Regions from separate parts of the Homo sapiens genome. Here all the other regions are linked to region 3. Evidence: chromatin loops called from intact Hi-C (ENCODE). Cell type or tissue: dorsolateral prefrontal cortex. All regions are shown on one strand. Links, peaks and the distances in the headings refer to the core of each region. The heading gives the core; the rest is flanking DNA. Region 1 has its middle 22 kb from the start of SLC1A3. Region 2 has its middle 98 kb from the start of SLC1A3. Region 3 has its middle 110 kb from the start of RANBP3L.

Region 1 (10,653 bases), core at 2,726-7,725, 170 kb before region 3:
TGGCACCACGCCTGGCTAATGTTTTGTATTTTTAGTAGAGATGGGGTTTCTCTATGTTGGTTAGGCTGGTCTCGAACTCCCGACCTCAGGTGATCCACCCACCTCGGCCTCCCAAAGTGCTGGGATTACAAGCGTGAGCCACTATGCCCAGCTGTGTATCACATTATTTTAGTTAGAAACTTTCACAAAGTTTTCCTAAGATCAATCATTCATTCAACAAACATTTATTGAGCATCTACTATATACAAGAATTTTTTCCTAGGTGCTTTTGGGGACACTTGGCAAGCCTGAATGAGATCTATCTATGCCTTTAAGGCTGTGGAACAGAGCAAAGGGATAAATAGTGATTAAGAGTATAGTTTCTGAAATCATCTGGCCTAGGTTTGAGTTCTAACTTGATTACCTGCTAGCTGTGTGGCCTTGGGCAAGTTGCAAAGCTTTTCTGAGCTTCAATTTCTTCATCTTCAATATTATCTTCTTCACAATGACATTTATGAAAATTAAATAACATGATGAAGAGTATCTGCCACATAATAAAAATGTCAATATAACGATTAACTATTATATTAGTTGGGGTATGGACTAAGCTACTATAGCAAAAAGACTCCAAATTCCAGTAGCAGAGCATAATAGAGGTTTATTCTTCTCTCTGTCCAGAGGTAGGAATTCTGTGGCTATAAGGGGGCCTCCACATTTTAACATGGCTTCCAGCTCTAAGACCAAGATGGTTGCTCTGGCTCTTACCACATCCCAGCAAGCAAGAAAGGTAAAAGGCCAGGTGAAGACATGCTTCATCTTTTTAAGGACATCACCCAGAAGTGGCTCATTTCACTTCTGATTACATTCCATGTTCCAGAACTTAGTCACCTGATTGTGCCAAGTTGCATTAGAAGGGTGGGAACTGTAGTCTCTAGCTGACCGCACGCTCAGTTAAAACTCCTAACTTCCATTGTGCAAGATGTTCGGTCATAAGCCATCTCAGTCACAGCTATCATTATTAGCTGGCCTTAGGACTGATGACAATCGCTGCTATAAGAGCCTTGAAAGTCATAGGAGGTAGACTCCTGGACACATGGGGAAGGAAGAAAACATCCAGATGGGGGGATAGAGAGCTCAGAGGCATCAAAGAGAAGAGGCATTCAGAGTGTGTGGAGAAGTCCAGATTATCGGAGTGTAGCAGGCAGTAGCAGAACTGTATGGAAAATAAAGCCAGATCAGAGGTGAACCGCAGACCAGGAAAGGTCTAAGGCATTTGGCCTGCATTTGTTAGGCCATGAAGAGATAGTAAAGTTTTGGTTTTTTTTTTAAACAGAAGGTCTCACATATTTATTACTCAACTCAATCAACCAGTGGGTTTGTAACAGGTACAGAGAGGAAAAATATCTTCCCAATAAAACATGTCCAGCTCTCCAGATAGTGGTGACATTTTCAGTTTGATATGATAACATGATTGTGACCTTCAGACAGCATAAATATGTGTGCCATCTCATGTGGCACACTATAGACCCAACTTGGTTCTTCTCCAATGTCTCCTTTTGGAGTTGTGCCTGATTTTATTACCAATTTTCATCCGAATCCACTGGGGAATAGGACGATTTTGCTTTTGTTTCTTGGCCGGGAATCACTTAATCCCAAAAGTCTTGTGAGAAGCTAAGTCAAGCACACAACATTATGGTGGAGAAAGGAAGAGGGCGGGAAGTGAGAAGAGATAGTAAAGTTTTGTGAGCAGGGGAGGGAAAAATTGGGGATGACCTGGTATAGGAACATATGTCTGAAAGCAGAGAATAGAATGGATTGACAAGGAAGAGAATGGAGGCTGTGAGACTGACTGGAGAGGGCATTCCAATAAGCCAGGGATGAGATTCTCAGGGCCCAGTGTGGTCCCAGGTGGTGGTAGGATTGGAAAGAAAGAGCCAGATGGGAGGTACCTCTGGAAGTAGAATCAGCAGGATATGATTACCAATTAGGTATGAGTCTGAAAAAAATAGTGCAGAATGACACAAATTCTGCAGTTTTAGTTTTTGTCAGGACAGAGATGCCATTAACAAGGAGAGAGAAGCTGGGAGGGCATAGCGACGAACTGGGATGCAGTTCTGGTTTGTGAGCCAGGAAAGGGAAGAATCTCACGGTACTCTTATAATGTAATTTCTTTTTTTGGATAATTATTTAATGTCTGCTTTCCCCTGCTACACCGTAAACTCATCTATTGCTGCCTAAAAAAAAATCTCAAACTTTGTGGTGTAAAACAAATAAACATTATTTATTATTATTACCTCTCACAGTTTGAAAGATTGCCTTTGCTCAGGTTGGCAGGTTTCACTCAGGGTCTCTCATTTACTTGCCAGATGAGGGCTGGAGTTGGAATCATCTCAAAACCTTCTTCATTCATGTATCTGGTAGTTGATAGTGGCCATCAACTGAGCCCTCAGTCGAGACCCTCAGCCAGAACTCTTATATGAGGCTTCTGCCTGTGGTCTGCGTTTCTTTGCAGCATAGTGGCTGGGTTCCAAGAGCACTGCAGAGAAAGCTAAGGAGAAGTTTCATTGCTGTTTACTACCAAGTGACATGGTGACACTTCTGCTGCATTTTATTAAGGAGTAACAAGTCACCAAGGCCAGGCCATATTCCAGGGCTTGAGGGGAGGAATGCTAAGAGTTTATAGACACATTCTGTGAGGACAGGGGGCTGGTCTGTATTTTTTTAACCTCTGTATTGTCAATGCTTGGGAAAAAGTCATATACTGTGTGATCAATGAAAGTTTGTTGAACAAATGAACGTAGACAAACATAAGCAGGTTCCAGTGCCACAGAGAGATTGTTCAGTGTGAAGACTGGGGAATGTTGGCTCTCACTAACTGTTCATTACTAGTATGGCCATCATTTCTATGTGGGGGACCCAATTTTCAGCAACTTTCACTAATTTGAAATTTGGGAAATGTTCAAGTGGGAGAAAAAAGACATCGCGATTCCTTTATATTGGGTCATTGGCTCTTGAGTTTGGCACAAGTGGATCTGAGAGGCAAAATCTGAACCATATATCTATATCTCACCGATGGTTGGTACTGCAAGACAAGCAGCTCCTGTCTTGCTACTCTGGGTCCTGAGTTGGGAATGTTCTTACTGGTGAAGGGGAAGAGGCTTGGAGGAGGAGGGAGTAGGGTGCCAGCAGCCAGATGGCTCAACTTCTCTCATTTTCCTATGGACTTTTTCTAAGGTATCCCCTCTTTTCCTCTTTTTCAAATTCTGATGATGTAGCTGCCATTTCCCCAGGAGACATTACTTTTTTAAAAAGCTTTCGCTGTGAATTAAATAAACAAAACAAATAAATAAAGTAAGAGAAATATTTATTCATTATAGAACATTTGAAAAATATTGCACATTATAGAAAACAAAAGCTGTACGTATTTCTACTAGCCAGGAACAACTACATTGATGATATTTTCTTTGAATAAAATAACTAGATAGTTGGAATAATATAATACAGAAAGTTGTACATCAGATTTTTAAAACATAACTTTATAATAAAGACATTTTTCTGAAGTTTCTAACTCTGTCCTTACTTGTTGTTTTAGCTTGGGCAAATTACTTAACCTCTCTAAACCTCAGTATCCTCTTCTGCAAAATGGAGGTAATAATAGTACCTTCTTCACAACTTGCTGTCAGGACTAAATAAGATGACATGTAAAATTCTTAGCTTGCACCTGGCATATGGTAAACATTAATTGTTAGCTAATATTAATATTTTTATGTCATGCATGAATTCATTGTATTAACAAAATGCGATTTTTCAGTTAGTGCGTAATAGTCATTGTATAGCTGTACCATGATTTATTTAACTATTTTCCTGGTTTTGGACACTTATATTGTGCAAAATGCTTACTATTATAAATAACTTTGTGATAAAAGTCCTTCAATATAAAACTTTGTCCACCTTACAGATGAAGGTAAATTCTTAGAAGTGAAAGCAATTTTTGAGGGAAGGGGAGAGAACATCAGGGGAGTTCTGGCTTTCCTTAGCCACCCCAGCTCAAATTCTTCATGATCTCCCACAGCTGCCTTGGATATAAGGCCCCTAAAAAGGGATAACAGTTTTGGGCTGGCTTCTAAAGGAACTTGGGTTGAAGGAGAAATGGGGACACTTTGGGAGATTTCTAAGTCTTCCCTCCTCTTTGTTACAAATTCTCAAAAGGACAGGAGTCACTAAACTGGAAACCAGAAGACCTGAGGTCTAGTTCCAGCTCAGTGGCTAATTGTGCAACTTTGGGCAAGTTGCTAAACTTCTTTGGGCTTCCCTCTTGGTAAGATGAAGGAATTTGGCTTCACTTCTAAAGTGCCTTTGAACGCTAGCATTCAATAGATCAAAGAGTCTGACAACTTCATAGACAATGTCAACCTTCCCCACCTCCTATTTCAAGCAGAGATTCTGGTTCATTTAATCTTCATTCATTCATTCAAAAAGCATTTACCTACCACCTACTATTCATCTATCACAGAAATGAATTACAGGGTGTCTTATCCTTGATAAACTCCCAGCCTGGTGGAGAGATAGAATGAGAAAGAAGTTATATTGACACACCGTAATAAATGCTATAAAGGTTATTACTAACTCCCATGGATAGACAGAAGAAGGAAATGTATGTTGTGTTTTTAATGGCGCTGGGTGGGAGGGTCAGATTAGGAGCAGATTCACCTAGGAAAAAATGTCAGTGTCTCCAATCGCCTTTGTGTATGAGGTTGATCCTAAGTATTAATAAAAGCTTTCCCTCTATGAGACCTTTGTCTGTCTTAAAGTATCTCCATAAAGCATATATTGTTGAGCATCTCCAGTGTGGGAGACAGAGAGTTGATGTCAAGGTGAACAAAATGGCAGCCTTACCCTCCAGGATGGTAAAGGTAGCTATGAAGGTAATGAGGCTGTGGGAGGAGGTGGGAGCCTTCGGGAGGGAGCCATTTTATTCCTGAGATATCTGGGGAAAAGTGTTCTTTCTCAAATTCTAGAAGGAATGCTGGGTTTGGAGTTGGAGGAGTTAGGTTCAGCTCCAGTGTCGGGTGAGTTGCCTAATGACTGTGAGCATCAGTAACCAGCCCCAGGAACATTTACCTGGAGGTGGTGTGTGTAAAGCTGGAGTCTGTTACACACTGAAGAAATAGTCTTGTCTCCTTCCTTCCAGTTACTAATCTTTCAGAGTCTCGGTTTACACACCCTGAAAGTGTGAATAGCGTCTCTCCCTGTGTGTAGAAGTAACATGTAACGGAGGCATCTGGCGAGGCCAGAGCATTATTGTGGTTCTGGAGGAGGGAGATTAAGAGCTGAGATATTAAAGAACTAGCTTCTCCATTAGACTTTTTAAGGATGATTCTGGCATTCACGAGGGAGTTGTTGCTCTTTAGCAGAAGGGCACTGGCCAGCAGCAGTGGCTGAACCAGGGCCTGATGGTGGCGAAAGCGCTCGGAGGAAAGGGAAATGGAGCAAAGTGGAAGGTGGACAGGGCCAGCGGACCGCACTGCAGTCAGACCTAGCCCCAATGCCAGCAGGAAAGGGGCACTTCAGCAGGGTGGAGTCTGGGGATGGGGTGGCTGCCCAGGCAGTGCAGGCCACCTAGTAATGTGGAGAATGTGACAAGGAGCGGCCATCACTCCTTCACCTCTGTCCCTTCTTGTTATGTTCCAAAGGGAAAAGCTGTGATGAAAGGGCTTTTAAAAAAGTAGGACAAGGGAAAGATCAACCACGCCGGGTTGCCAGGACAATAGTGAATGGAACAGCTGGGTTGGGTGCCTTGGCTGTGCAGTGGGGAGAAATGCCCTGAGAAGCTCTGTGCTTTGCTAAACATTCAAAGATTATGTAAAAGATCCAGTGTAACCCTCCCCACCACCCCTCTTTCTTGACACTCCCAAAGTCCAAGAGAGAAAAGGAGGGAGAGAGAGAGAGAGAAAATTTGTTTTTGTGTAGGAGGGGAGATAAGTGGACTGAGAGAGAGAGAGAATGTAGGATATCCTAGGGCAAGTTCATGTGGGCACCAGGAGAGAAGAGGGAATCCATACAGCAGTGCTGGGAATGCTATCTCCATGTGTACAGAGTGCTTGCTCTGTGTGTGGCTCTGAAATAGGTGACTTTTTTCTTCGGATGGAATAGGATTTGTGCAGCCCTTGGGATGAGCTGCCTTGCAATGTGTTTTGTGTGCGTGCTCTCCCAGGCAGCAGACTTCTGTCCCAGTGTGCTCCCTCTGGGTAGTGTAGGTGTCTGGTTAAGTCTGTTCAGGAACTTACTTTCTGAGGTGGATACACTGACATGGATATATTCAAAGAGCTGAAGAATAAAATATGAATAAGGCACAAAACATTTGCGAAAAAAGAAAGATCTGAGTGTAAGAAGTCAATCAAAATTTATGTTGACTATCTTAGTACAGTAATATCATTCTTGCTGCTAAAGTTTTAAAATTGACAGATGGATTTGTAGCTATTAAAATTGTCATATGCCTACTAGAAGGAAGTCTCTATTAGAATATAGTTTTTTAAAATTATTTTTATTATTATTATCCTGGTGATTATTTTTATCCTGGCGAATAATTTTTCATAACAATATTTTATTAATATTATATAAATAGTAATATTTGACATGTTGCATTTAAAATCTAATATTATGTTATATATAATAAATATCATTTATAAAATATTTTATTCATATACTATATTGACAGGTATCAACTATTATACCATTTAATCACCCCAAGAATCCTGTGATGTGAAATATTTATTAGTATTGTCATTTGACAGATGAGAAAATGGATTGAAATTGCCCAATTCTATAGAATTAATGAAGAGTGGAGCTGGTATTGAGGCCTAGAATTATTTGAATACAACCCAACCCTATGTTCTTTTTTTTTTTTTTTGAGACGGAGTCTTGCTCTGTCACCCAGGCTGGAGTGCAGTGGCGTGATCTGGGCTCACTGCAAGCTCTGCCTCCCTAGTTCACGCCATTCTGCTGCCTCAGCCTCCCGAGTAGCTGGGACTATAGGCGTCCGCCACCACGCCTGGCTAATTTTTTGCATTTTTAGTAGAGACGGGGTTTCACCGTTTTAGCCAGCCTCAGCCTCCCAAAGTGCTGGGATTACAGGCGTGAGCCACCGCGCCCGGCCTGTTTGTTTGTTTTCTGAGATGGAGTTTCGATCTTGTTGCCCAGGCTGGAGTGCAATGGCACAATTTCGGCTCACTGCAACCTCCGCCTCCTGAGTTCAAGCGATTCTCCTGGGTCAGCCTCCTGAGGAACTGGAATTACAGGCGCCCGCCATAACGCCCAGCTTATTTTATTTATTTATGTATTTTTTGTTGTTGTTGCATTTTTGGTAGAGATGGGGTTTCACCATGTTGGCCAGGCTGGTCTCAAACTCCTGACCTCAGGTGATCCACCCACCTCAGCCTCCCAGAGTGTTGGGATTACAGGCGTGAGCCACCTTATCCGGCCCAAACCTATGCTCTTAATGACAAATAATCCAAAGCTAATAACTTGGATGATCAAAAAGATCTCATAAGAAATAGAGCTATGAATGGAAACTAACAAGATTACATAAAAAGGGTTGGATGGAAAATTCTAAGTGTACTTTCATAAAACCAGCTATTTGAGTTTGAAGTGGGAAACTATGGCTTAGTAATGGTTTAGATGAAATATACTTGGGTGTACATTTTTTTAAAAAAATCTTAAGTTTAATATAAGCCAACAAATACGTAACATGACTGCCCATAAAAGCTAATTGCTGAGGTTGTAGCAGTAGAATTATTATTTACAGAAATACAACTATAAAGTGGCAGGAATTGGCAAATGGAACACGAAGAAAGCATTCATGACAGTGAAGAGTCTGAAAAACAACTTGGTTTCTAACAATTTCAACAATGAGGAATTGTTGAAAGTATTATAGTATTTGTTTTTTTCTAGAAAGCAGTAATAATTATTATAATAATACCTAATTCTTATATATTTCCTTAACCCAATCATATTTGTATTGTTAACTCTTTTATTTGTTACAAAAACCCCACAAGTAGACCCATTGCTATGCCCATTTTATAGATGAGGGAAATTTGTTATGTAGCACAGAAAATGGATACGGTAGCCCTCTATCTTGTACTTTTGGTTCTGCCACGGTCACATGTAAGATGCATGTGCAGTAAACAGAGTTTTTACCCTAACATGTGGTTAAATTGGAAAGAGGACCAATGATAACTCATATTCTTTTCTCCACCTCTTTTCAGATGCAATGAAATTAACCTCTCCTTCCAAGAACAGCATGCAGGCAGCTAGCTGGAAAGACTCACACTTGAGTGAATAGCGACAGCTCGCCCCTTCTGCGCTTTGACGCTGCTGTCTCTACTGGCCACTTGGTCTACCAGTCAGTTGTGCCCTGTATGTACCCAGCCATGGCTGGGAAGACTCACAACCACAAGATTGTCTATCAGTAGGAAATACAGGAAATTACAGGATGGGTATATGAGACATATGTGGTGGATATAAAGCTCAATAGTAGTGATACAAGTGTCATATTCAGAAAATAATATAAACTTTCTTGCTATAATGGTTTGGTCATTACTATTTTGTAACTCTATTTAAAAATTTTGTAAAAAGTACTTTCAGCAGCAATGAGCTAAAAAACAAAAGGAAAATCAACAACAATGATGATAACAAACACAAAACAAAACCAACAACCCGAAAGAGCATATTTAATGAAAAATTAGGTCTTAAATGTTCATTTTTCAAGATAGCTGATGATGAATATAGAACTTGCACAAAAATGTTGACATTTACTATCCATCAAAGGGTTTTAGTGATATCACTAAACCTATAAAAAGCAGATGACACGCATCTGCCGAAAAAGCAACAGCACCTACTTCAAAGTTGGAAGTTATCTTAAGAGGATTGTGGTCAGAGAAAACAATTTAATATGTGCAGCTGTGGAAAGGTTTATTTCTACATCATTCTTTGAAGTGACTTTTCATTTAGATTAAATGTCTGTTCTTCTAAGTTAATTTCAATCATTTTCAGTACCAACATTTCTTGTGCATGTGCAAAGCCATGCTGAACTGTTGGCTCCATTAACAATAGAAGAACTTTGCAAACAGTTAAATAATTCCAATTGTATATCAAAGTCATCAGATGTTTCAAATAGAAAATTGATCAAGCTCATTCCAGTTAATGACTTAACTTTCTTTTCACCTGACAATTCATGAAATCAAGTTATGCTTTTGGAAGTTTGTTTGTTGAAAGCAAAACATCTGACACCATTATGCATACTGAGATGAATTCAAGGAAAAGTTCAACATTGAAAATGAAATTATTTGTGTCTGTGGTGACATGAATATAAATTTTGGCAGAGCATAGCACCATGGTAAAAACTATGTTCTAATCATGATATCTATAAAACAGAAGTGTACTTGGATTGACAGTGGTGCACACACAATTCCTAATTGCCTCCAAGCAGATTTTGGTGTTTTACCAATTTAAATAGGAATTGCTAGTGGTTAAATTTTACACATATTTTTATGTGTATATAGAGTAACTGATTTTTTTATGATAAAGCTGATGTTAAAAAACAAACAAAAAACTTCAGATGGCAGTATATACTTTCTCTTTGCCATGCATCATCAATCAGACCTTAAAAATGTTTGGGCTTTTTTCAACATCACTGATCACTACAGAAATGCAAATCAAAACCACAGTGAGATACCACCTCACATCACTCAGAATGGCGATTATTAAAAAGTCAAGAAACAACAGATGCTGGCAAGGGTGTGGAGAAATAGGAATGCTTTTACATTGTTGGTGGGAATGTAAATTAGTTCAACCATTGTGGAAGACAGTGTGGCGATTCCTCAAGGATCTAGAACTAGAATATCATTTGACCCAGCAATCCCATTACTGGGTATATACCTAAAGGAATATAAATTATTCTATTATAAAGATACATGCACACATATGTTTACTGCAGCACTATTCACAGTAGCAAAGATTTGGAACTAACACAAATGCCCATCAATTATAGACTGGACAAAGAAAATGTGGTACATATACACTGTGGAATACTATGCAGCCATAAAAAGGAATGAGAGATCATGTCCTTTGCAGGGACATGGATGAAGCTGGAAGCCATCATCCTCAGCAAACTAACACAGGAACAGAAAACCAAACACCACATCTTCTCATTCATAAGTGGGAGTTGAGCAATGAGAACACATGGACACAGGAAGGGGAACAACACACACTGAGGTCTGTGGGGTGGGGGTGGGGTGAAGGGAGAGAGAACATCAGGACAAATAGCCAATGCATGTGGGGCTTAAAACCAGGGTGACGGGTTGGTAGGTGCAGCAAACTACCATGGCGCATGTATATCTGTATAACAAACCAGCACGTTCTGCACAAGTATCCCGGAACTTAAAAAAAAAAAAGAAAAAAAAGGTTTGAGCTTTTTGAAGAATTACTTGGGAAATCAACCTAAACATCAACCATAATGATGAAGAAAGTTCTCTTCATTTTGGTTGCATCTTGTTCAAAATCAGTTGAAAATATTTAATGAAATTATTCAGTGACAGAAACAACTAAAAACTTATTTTTAAGTGCATAGCAAATTGTAGTTATTAAAAACAAAGCTTTCAAATACATAGAAGCAAG
Region 2 (10,653 bases), core at 3,385-8,384, 93 kb before region 3:
GCTCATAATAATGGTTTCCAGCTTCATGTATGTCCTTGCAAAGGACATGAACTCATCCTTTTTTATGGCTGCATAGTATTCCATGGTGTATATGTGCCACAGTTTCTTAATCCAGTCTATTATTGATGGACATTTGGGTTGGTTCCAAGCCTTTGCTATTGTGAATAGTGCCACAATAAACATACGTGTGCATGTGTCTTTATAGTAGCATGATATAATCCTTTGGGTATATACCCAGTAATGGGATTGCTGGGTCAAATAGTATTTCTAGTTCTAGATCCTTGAGGAGTCGCCACACTGTCTTCCACAATGGTTGAACTAATTTACACTCCCACCAACAGTGTAAAAGTGTTCCTATTTCTCCACATCCTCTGCATAGTCTGTTGTTTCCTGACTTTTTAATGATGGCCATTGTAACTGGCATGAGACTATCTCACTGTGGTTTTGATTTGCATTTCTCTGTGATGATGAGCATTTTTTCATGTGTCTGTTGGCTGCATACATGTCTTCTTTTGAGAAGTGTCTGATCATATCCTCTGCCAACTTTTTGATGGGGTTGTTTTTTTCTTGTAACTTTGTTTGAGTTCTTTGTAGATTCTGGATATTAGCCCTTTGTTAGAAGGGTAGATTGCAAAAATTTTCTCCCATTCTATAGGTTACCTGTTCACTCTGATGGTAGTTTCTTTTGCCGTGCAAAAGCTCTTTAGTTTAATTAGATCTCATTTGTCTGTTTTGACTTTTGTTGCCATTGCTTTTGGTGTTTTAGTCATGAAGTCCTTGCCCACGCCTATGTCCTGAATGGTATTGCCTAGGTTTTCTTCTAAGGTTATTATGGTTTTAGGTCTAACATTTAAGTCTTTAATCCATCTTGAATTAATTTGTGTATAAGGTGTAAGGAAGGGATCCAGTTTCAGCTTTCTACATACAGCTAGCCAGTTTTCCTAGCACCATTTATTAAATAGGGAATCCTTTCCCCATTTCTTGTTTTTGTCAGGTTTGTCAAAGATCAGATGGTTGTAGATGTGTGGTGCTATTTCTGAGGCCTCTGTTCTTTTCCACTGGTCTATATCTCTGTTTTGGTACCAGTATCATGCTGTTTTGGTTACTGTAGTCTTGTAGTATAGTTTGAAGCCAGGTAGCGTGATGCCTCCAGCTTTGTTCTTTTTGCTTAGGATTGTCTTGGCAATGAGGGCTCTTTTTTGGTTCCATATGAACTTTAAAGTAGTTTTTTTCCAATTCTGTGAAGAAAGTCATTGGTAGCTTGATGGGGATGGCATTGAATCTATGAATTACTTTGGGCAGTATGGCCATTTTCACAATATTGATTCTTCCTATCCATGAGAATGGAATATTCTTCCATTTGTTTGTGTCCTCTCTTATTTCCTCGAGCAGTGGTTTGTAGTTCTCCTTGAAGAGGTCCTTCACATCCCTTGTAAGTTGGATTTCTAGGTATTTTATTCTCTTTGTAGCAATTATGAATGGGAGTTCACTCATGATTTGGCTCTCTGATTGTCTGTTAATGGAGTATAGGAATGCTTGTGATTTTTGCACATTGATTTTGTATCCTGAGACTTTGCTGAAGTTGCTACAGCTTGCAGAGATTTTGGGCTAAGATGATGGGGTTTTCTAAATATACAATCATGTCATCTGCAAACAGGGACAATTTGACTTCCTGTTTTCCTAATTGAATACCCTTTATTTCTTTCTCTTTCCTGATTGCCCTGGCCAGAACTTCCAACACTATGTTGAATAAGAGTGGTGAGGGAGGGCATCCTTGTCTTGTGCCGGTTTTCAAAGGGAATGCTTCCAGTTTTTGCCTATTCAGTATGATATTGGCTGTGGGTTTGTCATAAGTAGCTGTTACTATTTTGAGATACGTTACATCAGTACCTAGTTTATTGAGAGTTTTTAGCATGAAGGACTGTTGAGTTTTGTCGAAGGCCTTTTCTGCATCTATTGAGATAATTATGTGGTTTTTCTCGTTAGTTCTGTTTATGTGATGGATTACATTTATTGATTTGCGTATGTTGAACCAGCCTTGCATCCCAGGGATGAAGCCGACTTGATCGTGGTGGTTAAGCTTTTTGATGTGCTGCTGGATTCGGTTTGCCAGTATTTTGTTGAGGATTTTTGCATCGATGTTCATCAGGGATATTGGTATAAAATTCTCTTTTTTGTTGTGTCTCTGCCAGGCTTTGGTATCAGGATGATGCTGGTCTCATAAAATGAGTTAGGGAGGATTCCCTCCTTTTCTATTAATTGGAATAGTTTCAGAAGGAATGGTGCCAGCTCCTCTTTGTACCTCTAGTAAAATTTGGCTGTGAATCCTTCTGGTCCTGGACTTTTTTTGGTTGGTAGACTATTAATTATTGCCTCAATTTCAGAGCCTGTTATTGGTCTATTCAGAGATTCCACGTCTTCTGGTTTCGTCTTGGGAGGGTGTATCTGTCCAGGAATTTATTGATTTCTTCTAGATTTTCTGGTTTGTGTAGAGGTGATTATAGTATTCTCTGATGGTAGTTTGTATTTCTGTGGGATCAGTGGTGATATCCCCTTTATCATTTTTTATTGCATCTATTTGATTCTTCTCTCTTTTCTTCTTTATTAGTCTTGCTAGTGGTCTATCAATTTTGTTGATCTTTTCAAAAAACCAGCTGCTGGATTCATTGATTTTTTGAAGGGTTTTTTTGTATCTTTGTCTCTTTCAGTTCTGCTCTGGTCTTAGTTATTTCTTGCCTTCTGCTAGCTTTTGAATTTGTTTGCTCTTGCTTCTATAGTTCTTTTAATTGTGATGTTAGGGTGTCGATTTTAGATCTTTCCTGCTTTCTCTTGTGGGCATTTAGTGCTATAAATTTCCCTCTACACACTGCTTTAAATGTGTCCCAGAGATTCTGGTATGTTGTGTCTTTTTCTCATTCGTTTCAAAGAACATCTTTAGTTCTGTCTTCATTTCATTATTTAACCCAGTATTCATTCAGAAGCAAGTTGTCCAGTTTCCATGTAGTTGTGAGGTTTTGAGTGAGTTTCTTAATCCTGAGTTCTAATTTGATTGCACCATGGTCTGAGAGATAGTTTGTTGTGATTTCTGTTCTTTTACATTTGCTGAGGAGTGCTTTACTTCCAATTATGTGCTCAATTTTAGAATAAGTGTGATGTGGTGCTGAGAAGAATGTACACTCTGTTGATTTGGGGTGGAGAGTTCTGTAGAGGTCTATTAGGTCTGCTAGTTGCAGAGCTGAGTTCAGGTCCTGGATATCCTTGTTAACCTTCTATCTCATTGATCTGTCTAATATTGAGAGTGGGATGTTAAAATCTCCCATTATTATTGTGTGGGAGCCTAAGTCTCTTTTGTAGGTCTCTAAAGACTTGCTTTATGAATCTGGGTGCTCCTGTATTAGGTGTATATATATTTAGGATAGTTAGCTCTTCTTGTTGTATTGAACCCTTTACCATTATGTAATGGCCTTCTTTGTCACTTTTGATCTTTGTTAGTTTAAAGTCTGTTTTATCAGACTAGGATTGCAACCCCTGTTTTTTTTTGCTTTCTATTTGCTTGGTAGATCTTCCTCCATCCCTTTATTTTGAGCCTATGTGTGTCTTTGCATGTGAGATGGGTCTCCTGAATACAGCACACTGATGGGTCTTGACTGTTTATCCAATTTGCCAGTCTGTGTCTTTTAATTGGAGCATTTAACCCATTTACATTTAAGGTTAAGATTGTTATGTGTGAATTTGATCCTGTCGTTATGATGTTTGCTAGTTATTTTGCCTGTTAATTGATGCAGTTTCTTCATAGCATTGATGGTCTTTACAATTTGGCATGTTTTTGCAGTGGTTGTTACTGGTTGTTTCTTTCCATGTTTAGTGCTTTCTTGGGGAGCTCTTGTAAGGCAGGCCTGGTGGTGACAAAATCTCTCAGCATTTGCTTGTCTATAAAGGATTTTATTTCTTCTTCAATTATGAAGCTTAGTTTGGCTGGATATGAAATTCTGGGTTGAAAATTCTTTTCTTTAAGAATGTTAAATATTAGCACCTACTCTCTTCTGGCTTGTAGGGTTTCTGCCTAGAGATCTGCTGTTTGTCTGATGGGCTTCCCTTTGTGGGTAACCTGACCTTTCTCTCTGGCTGCCCTTAACACTTTTTCCTTCATTTCAACCTTGGTGAATCTGACAAATATGTGTCTTGGGGTTGCACTTCTTGAGGAGTATCTTCGTGGTGTTCTCTGTATTTCCTGAATTTGAATGCTGGCCTGCCTTGCTAAGTTGGGGAAGTTCTCCTGGATAATATCCTGAAGAGTGTTTTCCAACTTGATTCCATTCTCCCCATCACTTTCAGGTACACCAATCAAATGTAGATTTGGTCTTCTCACATAGTCCCATATTTCTTGGAGGCTTTGTTCATTTGTTTTTACTCTTTTTTTTCTAAATTTCTCTTCTCCCTTTATTTCATTAATTTGATCTTCAATCACTGATACCCTTTCTTCCACTTGACTGAATTGGCTATTGAAGCTTGTGCATAAGTCATGAAGTTCTCGTGCCATGGTTTTCAGCTCCATCAGGTCATTTAAGGTCTTCTTTACACTGTTTATTCTCGTTAGCCATTCGTCTAATCTTTTTTCCAGGTTTTTAGCTTCCTTGCAATAAGTTCGAACATCCTCCTTTAGCTCAGAGAAGTTTGTTATTACTGACCTTCTGAAGCCTACTTCTGCCAACTCATCAAAGTCATTCTCTGTCCAGCTTTGTTCCGTTGCTGGCGAGGAGCTGCAATCCTTTGGAGGAGAAGAGGTGCTCTGATTTTTAGAATGTTCAGCTTTTCTGCTCTGGTTTCTCCCCAACTTTGTGGTTTTCTCTGCCTTTGGTCTTTGATGTTGGTGATCTACAGATGGGGTTTTGGTGTAGATGACCTTTTTGTTTATGTTGATGCTATTCCTTTCTGTTTTGTTAGTTTTCCTTCTAATAGTCAGGTCCCTCAGGTGCAGGTGTGTTGGAGTTTGCTGGAGGTTCACTCCAGACCCTGTTTGCCTGGGTATCACCAGCGGAAGCTGCAGAACGGCAAATATTGCTGCCTGATCCTTCCTCTGGAAGCTTCATCCCAGAGGGGCAGCCACCTATATGAAGTGTCTGTCAGCTGCTACTGGGAGGTATCTCCCAGTTAGGCCACATGGGGGTCAGGACCCACTTGAGGAGGCAGTCTGTCCGTTGTCAGAGCTCAAATGCCGTGCTGGGAGAACCACTGCTCTCTTCAGAGCTGTCAGACAGGGATGTTAAAGTTAGCAGAAGTTGTCTGCTGCCTTTTGTTCAGCTATGCTCTGCCCACAGAGGTGGAGTCTAGAGGCAGTGGGCCTTGTTGAACTGCAGTGGGCTCCACCCATTTCGAGTTTCCTGGCTGCTTTGTTTACCTACTCAAGTCTCTGCAATGGCGGATGCCCCTTCCCCAGCCAGGCTGCTGCCTTGCAGTTTGATCTCAGACTGCTGTGCTAGCAGTGAGCAAGGCTCTGTGGGTGTGGGACCCATGGAGCCAGGCACGGGAGAGAACCTCCTTGTCTGCCAGTTGCTAAGACCTTGGGAAAAGTGCAGTATTTTGGCAGGAGTGTCCTGTTTTTCCAGGTCCTGTTTTCTTGGCTTTTCCTAGCCAAGGGAAATCTGTCACGGCTTCCCTTGGCTTGGAAAGGGAAATCCCCCGACCCCTTGCACTTCCTGGGTGAGGCTATGCCCCACCCTGCTTCAGCTTGCCCTCTGTGGGCTGCACCCACTGTCCAACCAGTTCCAATGAGATGAACCAGGTACCTCAGTTGGAAATGCAGAAATCACCCGTCTTCTGCATTGATCATGCTGGGAACTGCAGACCGGAGCTGTTCCTTTTTGGCCATCTTGGAACATCCCCAATTATGCTCCGTTTTAACATTTTTAATTGTGTATACTTTTTTCTGTGCCAGGTGTTAATTTAGTTACCTTTTAAGAAAAACTTAGATTTTCTTGACATCTGTTGTTTATTTTCTAACTCATTGAATCCTTACTTACCTTTGTCATTTCTTTCATTCTGCTTTCCTTGGGTTACCCTGTTCATTTTTTTTTAACTCCTGGAGTTGAATATTCAATCATAAATTTTGAGCTTTTATTATTTCTTTGAATGTCATAACTCCTGGTCAAAACACAAATTTTGGTCTAACGCAGTCGGTGATGAGCTCCCACGGTCTGCCCAGCCCTTGTTCTTAATCAGGAGGTGAATTAAAGTCTTCATCTTCTACGTATGTGGAAGAGGACTAGGCAGAGGAGAAATGGCAGGCAGTGGAGGCAGAGAGTGGGTCCCCAGCCAGTTCCTGGACTCAGAAACCACCCATCAATATTCAAGCCAGAGTAGATGATCACCACCAGGTGGCGCCCAACCTCAACAGGGGCTGGGATGAGTTTTGAATTTGAACCAGAAACTAGACCTCCAAGAACTCTGTCCATGTGCTTTTATTTTTCCTCTTCATCTTCCTTTTTTCTTTTATTATTTTGTTTGTTTTCATTACAACACTCCTTCATCTCCTTCTATTGGCTTGAACGTATTCCTTCTATTTCAAATATTTTATTAGTTACAGTAAAAATTCTATCATGCATACTTTACTGGTCAATATTTCTTTGTTTCCCCTCCCCAATATACAAAGATTTAAAACTGCCCCTTCAATCTTCCATGTTATGTTTCCTTAGTATTTTAGTTTTGCTTGCTTTTGGCTCTTCTGGATTAGATGATCTTGCTGTTTTAAATCAATGCTTTTGATTAACCTGTCTGCTCATTATTTCTTCTTGCTTCACACCCTGTTTTGAGTTCAATTATATTTTTTCTGAAGTACATCAGATTAGTAGTTTTTTCAGCAATAGATGTCAATGGTAAACTTTTTTTAGCTTTAGTTTTTGAAAATATTTTTAGTTTAGTTGGGTATAAGAGAAACTCTTCTATTGTTGCTAATAATAATTCTCTGGTCAGCCTAATTGTCATTTCTTTTTAGGTGTCATATCTTTTTTCAGGTGCTTTTTTATTTTTAATTTTTGTAGATACATAGTAAGTGCATATATTTATGGGATACATGACATGTTTTGATACAGGCATGCAACGTGAAATAAGCACATCAGGAAGAATGGGGTATCCATCCCCTCAAGCTTTTATCCATTGAATTGCAAGCTATCCAATTACTAAGTTATTTTAAAATGTCCAATTACATTATTGCTGACTATAGTCACCCAGTTGTGCTATGAAATAGTAGGTCTTATTTATTCTTTCTAATTTATTTTGTACACATTAACCATCCCCACCTCCCCGACAGCCCCCAATACCCTTCTTAGCTTCTGGTAACCATCCTTCTATTCTCTATGTCCATGAGTTCAGTTGCTTTGATTTTTAGATCACACAAATAAGTGAGAACATGTGATGTTTGTCTTTCTGTGCCTGTCTTATTTCAGGTGCTTTTAAGAGTTTATTTCTTGTTTAAAAATTTGGCTCCAACGTATGTAGTTTTGTGAGCTTTTTGTTGGTTTTGTTTTGTTTTGTTTTATCCTACTTGGAATTCAGGGGCTTTCTTCAATTCTGAAAAATTCCCAGCCATTATTTCTTTGAGTTGTTTCTAACCCCCTTCCCTCCATTCTCTTCTAGAATTTATAGTTCAATCAGGTTGGAATTTGTCAGTCGACCCTCCATGGCTCTCAAACTCTCTTTAAGATTTTCTATGTTATTATCTTTCTGTGTTTCATACTGGATGATTTTCTCAAATCAATCTACCAGCTCACTAGTTCTTTTTAAGTGCATTTAATCTGCTATTTAATTTGAGTTTAAAATTTGAATGATTACATTTTTCTGTTAAAAAAGTTCAATTTGATTATCTTTAAGTCCTTTGCTTGCTTTTTAAGAATCCTATCATTTTGATGTGTTTATTATGTCTTCTTGAAACATACTTATTTTCAGCATCTTTGAGATTATTTCATTATTTCTAGCTTTCAGCCTCATTATTTTTCCATGTGTTGTATCAGCTGATGCTCCTTGCTGATACTTTTTAATCATATGGTTAGTAATTATTTACTATAAGCTTTTTCTCCTTCTAGTGAGAGTCCTGTATACTCTGGGTTACAGATAACTCCTTACGGAGCAGTTTGATATCACTTCTCTCTAGATTCCTGTGGCTCCACTGGTTATGGGCCAGTAATGATGTTAATATCTTGCTTGAGATTCTTATAACATGTAGATAGCTTAAATTCATACTCCATACCCAGGTTAGGTTTGGGGCTTTTCACAGGATGTATATATTTTTTCCCACCCACAGTCCAGAAAAGATAGCTTGCTTCCTGTCATCCCCAGGCAGTAAACAAAGTTCTAGTTACCCTCTCAAGTCCTGGAAGTATTTTTGAGAGTCCCAGTTTTAAACAGAGGTATAAGTTCCAGCCCGAGCAGCCTCCAGGCCAAATTTACTGTAGGGCCCGTATCCAGGCCTGATTCTTTCCTGGTCCTTCTTGTGTTAGTTGAAGCTTATGTCTCTGAGTTTAAATTTTCTTTTTGTGTCTGGCACCTGGGAATTATCTTGGGTTTCTTTCAAGCTAGGTATTTTAGCTTTTTAAAATATTTATCCAGTATTTACATGTGTTTGAGTGGGAGGAAGTCTTTGTTGAGTCAGGCTGCCATGCCTGCAGCTTTGGAGGCCTTTTGCATGCAGAAATTGGTCATGCATCTCTCTCTTAAATGAGTCTGGCCATGTTCCCTTTACCCCCACTGACCTCATACCTCAAGGAAATTTGACAAGCCAGAAGCATAAATTGCATACCTGAGCTGAGCTTCCCCTTCTATTTTATTTACATCATTTCTCAAAAATAATCACAGAAGGATGGAGCTGGGTGAGGCCTTATAATCCTCTAGTCTGATACCCTCTTTAATCAGCTGAGGGACCAGGGACTAGCTGGGCCCCTGGATTTTGGATTCTCCATCTGAAACACTTTCAAATTCATTATCTTGAGTAGAGTATAGGAAAAGGAACACTGGATTTTTAATCAGAAAACCAAGAATTGCATCCCAAGTTTGCCTTTTACCTGCTGTTTGATCTTGGGCAACCCTTTTGAGATCTAGTGAGTTATCTGTTAAATGGAGGCAGGCTGCATGGAATTTTTGATTCAGGAGATGTGACAGTTTCTGATATGCAATAGGCATTAATATTTTCTTTCTTATGATTAAGATCTCTCATACCCACTCTTGGAAACATCTTTGAAGCTGTTCATTCTCACAGAATCTGCCTGGAAAGAACTCACAAAGTACCTGGAGACTTACTAAATCAGAAGGTGTAAAGTTGGGAAACAGAAGGTTATTTTCCATTTCCCTTCTTTCCAACCAAATACTGAAACTTTGTTCCCAAAGAGTAAGGTATGTCTGCTTTAAAGAGTTACACAAAGGCCATAAAATTGCAAGTGGAGCCATTGCAAACTCACAATGTTTTTTATTCTAGCTTCATGTTCATTGACCTATGGCTTTCTTATGGGAGTCATGGGTGAATTCTAGACCAGACTGTTGGCAAACTTACTCTGTAAAGGGCCAGATAGCAAATATTTTAGGCTTTGAGGTCCACAAATAGTCCCTATCATAGTCTTTGTTTTGTTTACAGCCTTGCAAATATATAAGAGACATTCTCGTTCATGACTATACAAAAGGAAAGCTGTGGGCTGGATTTGGCTCACAGGTCTGGCTGTAGCTGTAGTTTTCTGAGCCCATTCTAGACAGACACAGCCTTCTGACTACGTCCATGAAGACTTTCCTGACTTCAGCAATGTCATTCAGTGCTTAGGGGCACTCAGCCTAATTATCCTACCATATTTGTTCAGGAATGACAGCCTCCCTGATCTGCTGCCCCTGCCCCCAGCTCCTGACCTTTCAGCCTAGTCCTAAAAGAAAAAAGGTCGCCCTCAGCACATGGTTACTTATGGGGTTTCCACCCACCCAGTGCTTTTACCTTTTAATCAGAAAGTGACTTCCTAGGGGGCTAAATCAATGCTTCACAACATTTACTATGTCCGGCATATTTGGAAAATGGTGGTAGTTTGTACAGCTCAGGGTTATGTGGGGAGGTGAGCAGAAGAGGGTTGAACAGATGCAAATGCTCATGACCAGAGGCTACTGGGTTTAGGGACTCCATCTTCCCCTGGAGGGTGGATGGGATCAATGTCTCAGCAAACCTCTTAGGAACAGAGCATAGTAGCTGTATGTGTAATAAACATTGGAGTCAGTGCCAACTTTGCTTTTTGTTAACAATATGACCTTTGTCAAGATTTTTAACCTCCTATGTCTTAAGTTCCTCCTCTATAAAGTGGGAATACTAATAAAAGTAGCCATCTTACAATGTTTATTTCACATATCAAAATGTACATGTAATATACATACATATATATAATATGCATGAGAGCATCCTAAGCAAGGTGCTTAGTTGTGAATACTAAGACATAGAATGTATTCTCTTCCTCTTTTTAGTTAAACAGTTATTTTGCATTAAGTGAATCTTCTTTATTGAAGAAAGTCCCAGGAATGAATAATTTCTAACATCAAATTGAGACAAATTTTTTTGTCAGAAAGATTTGTTAAAAAAAATTTCCTTACAGGTTTAAGCTTACATTTTGTGTGTCTATTTTTGTAGCTGAAACACAC
Region 3 (10,653 bases), core at 3,695-8,694:
CTCCCAAGTAGCTGGGATTACAGGCACGTGCCACCATGCCCAGCTAATTTTTGTATTTTTAGTAGAGACGGGGTTTCACCATGTTGGCCAGGATGGTCTCAATCTCCTGACCTCGTGATCCACCCGCTTCGGCCTCCCAAAGTGCTGGAATTAGAGGCATGAGCCACCGCGCCCGGCCCCATGTTACATTTTCTTACTGAGATACATGTAAAAGGATTGGCTGCCATACTCCAAGTGGTCCAACAGAAGGCAGGAAAAATGTCCAGCCCCTTAGAATAGATGAAACAAATTTCAAAGCAATGAGGGGCTGACTTGACTGATGTATGGATCAGGCAGGACCATCATTAAGGCACAATGTCATGATTTTATTGGAATTTTTTTTCTTAGTGAACACAAAATAATGGTGCATCTTGCAATTGATGGTGTCTTAGAAATACTGCATATGTTTTTGTAGTGTGTGGATGCAATACCTTTGAAAGGACACATAAGAATGGTTGGAGCAGTTGCATCTGGGGAACTGGGGAACAGTGTGTATAGACCATTTCATATCTTTTAGATTTTATGCCAAACACAAGGACCATCTATTTAAAAACCTGATACAAATAATAATAATAAAAATAAAATGGTAGCTTTTTATATGCTAATGGAGAATGAAATCTAAAATATACTATAAAAATTTTTAAGTACATACATAAATAGGCAGCACTGCTTAGCTCCAATTTAATTTGCAATGCAGGAATGTAGAGCCAGTGTGCCCAGATCTCATTTTTCAAGAAAAGCTTGAACTCTAGATTTTGTATGAAATCTCCTAATTTTTAAGGTTGACAAGCAATTCAAATTCTTTCAAACATCATTAGGGATAACAAAACCCATCTGTGGGTGGGCTGGGGCCCCGGACTGTCACTTTGGGACATTCACATTGTTCCTGATGGTGGCCCTGTTGCATACACTTATGCAGGTTGTTTGGGGGTGTCTGCCAACAGGACAAGTCAGAAATGAAATACAGACCTGTGCTTTTTTTCACTGAGATATGGACTGTGGCACAGAGCTGCGTGATCCTGGAGCAAAGGACACAAGCGTTACAGTCTGCTCACCAAGCACTGCACCAAACTCACTAAGTTTTCTCAAAAGGGGTGTCTTCTTCTAATTCAAGAAAAGGTGGTCTGTAGGTTTGTGATGGCTTTGCCTGATGAAGAAGTTCAGGAACCCTAGTTTTTAAAGATGAAACTGAAACCCAGATCTGTGTGTGTGTGTGTGTGTGTGTGTGTGTGTGTGTGTGTGTTTCCTGCTGTAAAACAGATAACTTATCTCTCTCTTGGGTTATGCACTCTTTGAGGTGAAAGATTTGCTAGCTCAGAACCAAGTGTGGTTCCTCCCCATGGCTGCATAGGGTTCTGAAGTCCTGTGACTGTCTTGGTTCATCAGGAGTTGACCAAGACGGACATGCAGGTTGTCAAGGAGACAGTTCTTTTTGCATTGTTTGATGAAAATCACCTGCCAAAACTTTTAAATTTATTCCACCTGTCTGTAGCTGAGTGCCCAGCCCTTAGCTGTCACCACTACCTGCTCATTTCCCCACAGGCCAATACGTTACATTGAAGCTAAAGGAAAACAATTTAAATTGGTAGGGCTGTTTGTTGTCCTGAGAATTAATTGAGATAATGCACCGAATGGGTTTGGCATGGTGTCTAGCACTTAGTAAACTCTGAAATGGTCACACTTTAAAAATAAATTGAGATGTAGGCTTCATATATAAAGTGCTAAAAGTCTTCACACCTTATCAAGTTAGAAGCAAAAAATCTTTTGCTATTAGATATCAAAACCCTAGTCTGCCATCCTAGACTCCCCCACACACTGGTTATTACAAGTTGTGGATTCACTTTAATATGGAGATTTCAGTCTGTATGCCCCTTGGTAGCACTGGAAAACAGAGAAGAGCAAGGGAAAATCAGAGGCAGAAAAGTTACTCCTGCCTTTTGGCTTTTTTCTCTCTATTCAACAGTGTCACCTCTACCCACGTAGTGCCCAAATTACTAAGAAACTGGCAATGGTGTAAGTTGAGACATTGACTCTGGTTTGGGACAAAGCAGTCTCCAGGTTTGCCACATGCTGCCTGTGGCACATCCCACATCAACAGGGTAAAAACCAACCTGCATTATAGCATAGTGGCTTCAAGTCTAGATCTTTCTTCATGTGAAAATAGTGATGATTCAAACAATAATGATGGCAATAGTACTCATTTCACAGGGTTGTTTTAAGGAGTAAATGCAGTAATACCTGTAAAGTGTTCAGCATACTCCCGGGCACTGGGAGCTATTATTAGGATCTGAAAAGTAGGACTTATGAAACTTTATTCGTTTATCATACACTAATCAGGTGCCTTTTGTCTCTCTCTCTGCCAGGCATGGTGCTAGAAAGAAGGGAAGACTGGGCCTTTGAGTAGTTTATGGCCTAAGAGATAACAACTTAGGATAGGACAAAAGACAGAGGACATGGTTGTATCTTCATGAGCCACCATCCAAAGGCAATGGGAGTGTGCCTGGCCTATGGGAATTTTGTGTTTTGCACAATTGTACACGGATCATGTTGCTACCTGTACTATAGCTTGAACTTTGCCTTCCATGTGGAGCCAAGTGGGATCAACAATTGAGTAATTTCGACGAAGCTATGACTCACAGAATGAAAGGAATCGAGCTCATTTACTTCATTCCTTGCACTAGTCCTCAGGAAGGTCAATGCCCAAATTATCCAAAATATCTAGGGCTGTCTTTTTCTTCCCAGGGCTGTCTGTGGTGGAGACTTAACTGTTCTCTCTGGAAAGCCACTTGTTTAAGAGCCTCCAATCAAGGGTACTTCTTTCTCATAAATAATCTCATTTTCCTGAAGTGAATCAAGCACATTTTCTCTTAATGAAGGGAAGTGAGCCAGGCAGAGTTTCTATAGGTCACAGGTAGCTCAGCACCCTTCCCACTCCTGCTGGTATTCATCCTCAAGAGCAGCTCATGGCCTTATCACTTTCTCTTTGAGGGAGGCATTAGAGTGCCATTCTGCTGCATTCCACAGGGAGAATATTCAGGGAAGCCCTTCCTGAGAATTTGGTTAAAGGTTAAAGCTTAGTTAACCTGGAAACACCCTATTGTTTTTCAAGAAGTCTCACTAACTTTTCACTACCTGGGGCGAGGGCGGGGGTGGAATCTGGGGAATCTGATTTCCTTTTTCCATTGGTTTCTATGACATAATTAGGGCAGCATCTGCAGGGGCACGGATCCGCAAGGTTAAGGAACCCCTCACTCATCTGTCTCTATCTTAGCCAGGGAGCATGCATACTTCTTGAGAGGGGGAGATCGCTCCTTCCAATAGATATTGTTTCACTTACCACCTACAGTTTTTTAAAGCATTAAACAAAATATTACAAATAAGGAAGCTAGGACATAGTACGCTTCAAGTAAATATTAATTCCTTTTCTTCTAGGTTGGAAAGTTCTTCCCTAAACTGATCTGAATTCAACCTCTGTCTTGCACTCAGATTTTTTCTCACTTCACCTTCTGAGTCAGCATGAGGCAAGCACACTTCTCTACATGACAACTCTTGACGTGTTTGAGATAGCTGCCTTCAGTCTCTCCACCATCTCCAGCCATATTTCATGCTCCTCGCTGTCACTATCTCAAGCACAGCCTGTTCTGAAAAGCCCAGCTAAAATAGACCCTCCTTTGCAGTTATTCTATCAATTACCTTGTTTGTTTTCTTCAAGCACTTTCCACCATCTGAAATTTTCTTGTTCATGTATTTGCTTATTTCTTTATTGTTGATGATAATAGGCTCTTTGAAGGCAGAGATCTTGTGTGTTTTATTCACTACTGGCTTTTGTGCCTTAAACTGTGACTGGAAAGCACTCAACAAATATTGGTTAGTTATTCGTTGAATGAGTAAATAAACAAGTCTGAAACCAAAGTCTTTCAGCCATTCCTTATAAAATTGGACTGTATTCTATTTCCTTGGCTCAGGTAACCAGGTAGCTCCATCCTGTAGATGGTAATGAAGGGTAAATGAGCAAAATCAGAGCAAGGAGCATCTGCTCTCCACTTCTCATTCTTCTTCCTTTGGATGCAGTGTGATACTGAGAATAGCAAAAGCTGTCAGAAATTCAGATCTGATATCTGCTGGTATTTTACTGTGTGACTTTGGAAAAGTCTCTCAACCTTTCTGAGCTTCAGGTTTTGCATATAGTGTGATGGTTAATATTGAGTGTCAACTTGATTAGGATTGAAGGATGCAAAGTATTGTTTCTGGGTGTGTCTGTGAGGGTGTTGCCAAAGGAGATTAACATTTGAGTCAGTGGGCTGGGAGAGGTAGACCCAGCCTTAATCTAATCAGCTGCCAGCACAGCTAGAGTAAAGCAGGCAGGAGAAGATGGAAGAGCAGACTTGCTGAGTCTTCCAGCCTTCGTCTTTCTCCTGTGCTGGATGCTTCCTGCTGTCAAACATCAGACTCCAAGTTCTCCAGCTTTTGGACTCTTGGACTTATTCCAGTGGTTTGCTAGGGGCTCTCGGGCCTTCTGCCACAGACTGAAGGCTGGACTGTCGGCTTCCCTACTTTTGAGGTTTTGGGACTCAGACGGATCCACTACTGGCTTCCTTGCTCCTCGACTTGCAGACGGCCTATGGTGGGACTTTACCATGTGATCGTGTGCGTCAATTCTCCTGAATAAACTCCCTTTCAGATATCCACATATCTTATTAGTTCTGTCCTTCTAGAGAGCCCTGACTAACACATATAGAAAACCTAGAAGTCAGACAACTTGGTCTGGAAGGTGCCCTGGGGCTCAGAAGTTCTGTCAATGGAAATAAAAATGCCACACAGGAGCCCCAGTGTGGCTCAAGTGCACTTATGATCTGGTCATTCTCCAGTAGCAAAGGATCAGTGGCTCCCAAACCCAGATGTATGTTTGAATCACCTAGGAAGTCTGTTTTATTAAATCAGCTTTATCAAGGTACAATTTATGTGCAATTAAATGTACATAGTTTAAGTGTACAGTTACATGAGTTTTGACAAATGTATACACCCATGTAGCTGCCACTCCAATAAAAATGTAGAATATTACTATCACACTGGAAAGTTCTCTTATGCCCCATTACAGTCAATCCACCTAACCTCCTGCCCTATACAACCACTGACCTGATTTCTATAACTATTGGTGAGTTGTATTCATTCTATAACTTTATATATATATATAATATATATACTCACATACTTTATATGTTATGTATATGTGTGTGTATATATAGATATGCGCACGCGCGCGCGCACACACACACACACACACACACACACAGTGTGTACCCTTTTGTGTCTGGTTTCTTTTGCTCAGAATCTTGTTTCTGAGATTTGTTCATGTTGCTGCTTATATCAGGAGTTTGTTCTATTTATATATCTGAGTAATCGTCCATCCTAGGAAGCTTCTTAAATGTAGATTCCTGTGCCCCGATGACACTCTTGACATTAGGATATCTGAAGTCCAGAAATCTGTGAGTTTAACATGCTCCAGAGCAAATTGTTATGCAGAATTTGGGCTTAGGTGCCTTTTAATTAGGGGATTTTTCTCTCAAGTTCAAATAGCTCCCACAATGCAGGTGTTTATGGCTAACAGCAACTTGGTCACAGGTTCTGCGCAGGCCTGAGAACTCTCATTTTTGTTGAGCCATCTTAGCTAGATTTAGTGGCCTGTCTTAGCTCATGAACTTCCTTGTGCCTGTAACACATCCCAGAGTGTAGGCTCTGCAAACACTCTTTCAGCTTCAAGGTATCTGTAAATTGAGTTATAGGTCCCAGTGTTCGCAGGTAAGTCTATAACCTTAATTTATAAAATCTCACCCCTGTCATGGAAAAGCAAAGGTGTTCTGAGTAGCTGTCCATTTCAGCTCAGCTGCTGGAATTACTCATGACAGTTTTATGAGATGTTTTACTGTCCGGGAAAGGTTTTTTTTTTTTTTTTTCCCTTAACAAATGAGGGAAGCATTCTTTGACCATGGTACACAAACGCCACCTTCAGGAAGGAAATATAATATTCTTATTAGACCACAAGGAACATAGTTCATTTTCTTATATGAAAACTTTCAAAAAATTCTTGAGTTTAACATGCAATTTTAAAAAATTTTATTCCAGATTTTTAAAATAGGCTTTCAGTTTTAGGTTCAGAGCAAAATTGAGTGGAAGGTATACAGATTTCCATATCCTCCCTGCCCCTTCATACATAAAACCTCCTCCATTGTCACCACCCCTCATCAGAGTGGCATATTTGTTACAATCAATGAACCCACATCATTATCTCTTAGAGACCATAGTTTCATTAGTGTTAACTCTTAACGTACATTCTGTGGATTCTATAAATATCTAATGACATGTATAATATCATACTGACAGGTGCACTGCCTGATATGGTTTGGCTCTGTCCCCACCCAAATCTCATCTTGAATTCCCACGTGTTGTGGGAGGGACCTGGTGGCAGGTAATTGAATCATGGGGGCAGGTCTTTCCTGTGCTGTTCTTGTGATAGTTAATAAGTCTTATGAGGTCCAATGATTATACAAGGGGGAGATTTCCTGCACGAGCTCTTTGCCTGCTGCCATCCATGTGACATGTGACTTGCTCCTCCTTGCCTTCCGCCATGATTGTGAGGCTTCCCCAGCCACATGGAACTGTAAGTCCAATTCAACCTCTTTTTTTTTGTAAGTTGCCCCATCTCAAGTATGTCTTTATCAGCAGCATGAAAACAGACTAATGCAGTGCACTAAAAATTCTCTGTGCTCTGCCTATTCACCCCTCTGTCCTCCCTAACCCCTGCTAACCACTGATCCTTTTACTATGTCTATAGTTTTGCCTTTTTCAGAGTGTCTTGTATTTAATAGTTGGAATCATACATTATGTAACCTTTTAAGATTGGCTTCTATCAATTAATATGCATTTATGCTTCCCTTTTGCCTTTTCATCGCTTGATAGCTTACTTTTTTAGTACTTCATAATATTCCATTATCTGAATGGACAATAATTTATGTATTCATTCACTTACCAGAGGATATCTTGGTTGCTTCTAAGTTTTGGCAATTATTAATAAGGCTGCTATAAACACTCATATACAGGTTTTTGGAAAAACACATTAAGTTTTCAACTTCTTTGGGTTAATACTAAGGATCATGATTACTGAATTGTATAGTGACAATATGTTTAGCTTTGTGAGAAACTATCAAACTGCCTTCCAAAGTGGTTGTACCATTTTGCATTCTCATTAGCAATGAATGAAAGATCCTCTTGCTTGACATCCTTGTCGACATTTGGTGGTTGTCAGTGGTTTGCATTTTGGCTATTCTAATAAGTGTGATATCACTGTTGTTTTAATTTGCAATTCCCTAATGACATACTATGTAAAGCATCTTTTCATATGCTTATTTGTCATCTGTATATCTTCTTTGTTGAGGCAACTGTCAGGTCTGTTGCCCATTTTTAAATTTGGTTGTCATGTTTTTTATTGTTGAGTTTTAAGGATTCTGTGTATATTTTGGATATCAGTCCTTCATCAGCATGTCTTTTGTATTTTCTCCAAAATTATTGCTCGCTTTCTCATTCCCTTGAGAGTGTCTTTTGAAGAGCAGAAGTCTTTAATTTTAATAAAGTCTAGTTTATCAATTATTTCTTTCATGGACTGTGCCTTTTGAAGTATCTAAAAAGTCATCACCATACCTGAGGTAATCAAGATTTTCTCCCATGTTATCTTCTAGGAGTTTTGTAGTTTTGGATTTTGCATTTAAGTCTGTGATTCATTTTGAATTTATTTTTGTGAAGGGCGGAAAATCTATGTCTAGATTCTTTTTATTCCTTGTGAATGTTCAGTTGTTTGACTCTATGTTGAAAATACTCTTTGTTCCATTGTGTTGTCTTTCTGGGGTCTCTCTTCTGTTCCATTGATCTGTCTATCCTTTCCTCAATACCCCAGTGTCTTAATCACTGTAGCTTTATAGTAAGTCTTGAAATCTGGTAGTGTCAGTCCTCTGTCTTTTTTTTTCCTCCAATTTTTTCTTTTTTTTGCTTCTTCTGGGTCTTTCACTTCTGCATGTAAACTTTAGAATCAGTTGGTTGATATCCACAAAAGAAATTGCTGGGACTTTGGGACTGCTATAGCAAGTAAGGAAGATCTGGCATGTTGGCAATTTTGAGTTTTCATATTCCACTCAATGTAATTTTTATTTCCTTTTCTAGTGTTATTGCACTAGCTAGGACTTTCAGTATGATGTTGAAAAGGAGTGATGAGAGGGGACATACTTGCCTTGTTCCTGATCTTAACGGAAGAGCTTCTAGTGTCTTACCATTAATTATGATGTTAGATGTAGGCTCTTTGTAGATGTTCATTCAGTTAAAATTGCTCTACGTGTCTTAAATATTTGGAAATATTACTCAAAAGTAGAAGCAACGAGCACTCCAGGCCACACTGAATTATGTAAAGAGATTTATCAAGCATCCCTTTTATAATTCAAATGGTTTGTTGTGCTTTAAATCAATTAAATAACAATTGCTCATAAGTAATTTCACACTCAAATCCAGAAAACACACTTCCTACCTGTCTGGTCATTTCATTTATTTTCTTTATTTCTTTTTTTTTTTTAGTACTGTATTATTTTTTCGTTAAATTTTAAAAAATTTTTATGGGTACATAATAGGTGTATAGATTTATAAGTTACATGAGGTATTTTGATACGGGTATGCAATGCATAATAATCCCATCAGGTTAAATAGGGTATCCATCACTTCAAACATTTATCCTTTGTGTTTCAAACAATCCAATTATATTATTTAATTATTTAAAAATGTATAAGTATGAAAAAATGCTCATCATCACTGGTCATCAGGGAAATGCAACTCAAAACCACAATGAGATACCATCTCACGCCAGTTAGAATGGTGATCATTAACAAGTCAGGAAACAACAGATGCTGGAGAGGATGTTGAGAAATAGGAACACTTTTACACTGTTGGTGGGAGTGTAAATTAGTTCAACCATTGTGGAAGACAGTGTGGTGATTCCTCAAGGATCTAGAACTAAAAATACCATTTGACCCAGAGATCCAATTACTGGGTATATACCCAAAAGATTATAAATCATGCTACTATAAAGACACATACACACATATGTTTATTGTGGTACTATTCACCATAGCAAAGACTTGGAACCAACCCAAATGTCCATCAATGATAGACTGGATTAAGAAAATGTGGCACATATACACCATGGAAGACTATGCAGCCATAAAAAAGGTTGAGTTCATGTCCTTTGCAGGGACATGGATGAAGCTGGAAACCATCATTCTCAGCAAACTATCATGAGGACAGAAAACCAAACACCACATGTTCTCACTTATAGGTGGGAATTGAACAATGAGAACACATGGACGCAGGGTGGGGAACATCACACACCGGGGCCTCTCGGGGGCTGGAGAGCTGGGGGAGGGATAGCATTAGGAGAAATACCTAATGTAAATGACCAGTTGATGGGGGCAGTAAACCAACATGGCACATGTATACCTGTGTAACAAACCCACACGTTGTGCACATGTACCCTAGAACTTAGAGTATACAAAAAAAGAATCAAAAAGTGGGAGAAGGATATAAACAGACACTTCTCAAAAGAAGTGTTTATGCAGCCAATAAACATGAAAAAAATCTCATCATCACTGGTCATTTGAGAAATGCACATCAAAACCACAATAAGATACCATCTCACGACAGTTAGAATGGCGATCATTAAAAAGTCAGGAAACAACAGATGCTGGAGTGGATGTGGAGAAAAAGGAACACTTTTACACTGTTGGTGGGAGTGTAAATTAGTTCAACCATTGTGGAAGACAGTGTGGTGATTCCTCAAGGATCTAGAACCAGAAATACCATTTGACCCAGCAATCCCATTACTGGGTGTTTACTCAAAGGATTATAGTCTATTATAAAGACACATGCACATGTATGTTTATTGTGGCACTGTTCACAATAGCAAAGACTTGGAACCAACCCAAATGCACATCAATGATAGACTGGATAAAGAAACTGTGGCACATATACACCGTGGAATACTATGCAGCCATAAAAAATGATGAGTTCACGTCCTTTGCAGGGACATGGATGAAGCTGGAAACCATCATTCTCAGCAAACTAAGACAGGAACAGAAAACCAAACACTGCATGTTCTCACAAGTGGGAGTTGAACAATGAGAACACATGGACACAGGGAGGGGAATATCACACACTGGGGCATGTTGTGGGTTGGGGGTCTAGGGAAGGGATAGCATTAGGAGAAAGACTTAATGTCGATGACCAGTTAATGGGTGCAGCAAACCACCAGGGGACGTGTATACCTATGTAACAAACCTGCACGTTCTGCACATGTATCCCAGAACTTAACATATAATTAAAAAAAAAAGTGAAGAAAAAGAAATATATCTGGTATATTATGGGAAAATAATTAAACCAACCCGAGGGGTGTATTAAAAAATGTACAAGTACATTGCTATTGACTATAGTCACCCTGTTGTGCTAGCAAATATTAGGACTTATTTATTCTTTCTAACTATTTTTTTTACCCATTAACCATCCCCTCTTGCCCCAACTCCTTCC

The links. A loop is a pair of places that touch in the nucleus more often than their neighbours do. Peaks named below come from ENCODE experiments on the same cell type or tissue, not always from the same donor. Only the 100,000 strongest peaks of a DNase experiment are listed, where the experiment ranks them.
Region 1: a loop joins it to region 3, with 2.7 times the contacts of the local background. A loop is called at or near these places in 2 of 110 quality-filtered maps.
Region 2: it touches region 3 in a loop (4-fold over the local background); 84 of 110 quality-filtered maps call a loop at or near these places.

The regions. Positions count from the first base shown.
Region 1 is chr5:36,579,507-36,590,159 of GRCh38, reverse strand. It overlaps the pseudogene RPL39P22. Among named protein-coding and RNA genes, the nearest start is that of SLC1A3, 22 kb to the left of the region's middle. In dorsolateral prefrontal cortex, for the core only: no CTCF peak of the experiment used is centred there; a DNase peak (open chromatin) is centred at 5,710; H3K4me3 peaks cover 748 bases; H3K27ac peaks cover 1,553 bases.
Region 2 is chr5:36,503,247-36,513,899 of GRCh38, reverse strand. No RefSeq gene overlaps it. Among named protein-coding and RNA genes, the nearest start is that of SLC1A3, 98 kb to the left of the region's middle. In dorsolateral prefrontal cortex, for the core only: CTCF peaks have their summits at 6,169 and 6,371 (motif pointing right); a DNase peak (open chromatin) is centred at 6,359.
Region 3 is chr5:36,410,356-36,421,008 of GRCh38, reverse strand. No RefSeq gene overlaps it. Among named protein-coding and RNA genes, the nearest start is that of RANBP3L, 110 kb to the right of the region's middle. RefSeq lists a silencer at 1,208-1,502 and an enhancer at 2,280-3,479. In dorsolateral prefrontal cortex, for the core only: CTCF peaks have their summits at 5,836 and 6,037; no DNase peak of the experiment used is centred there; H3K27ac peaks cover 584 bases.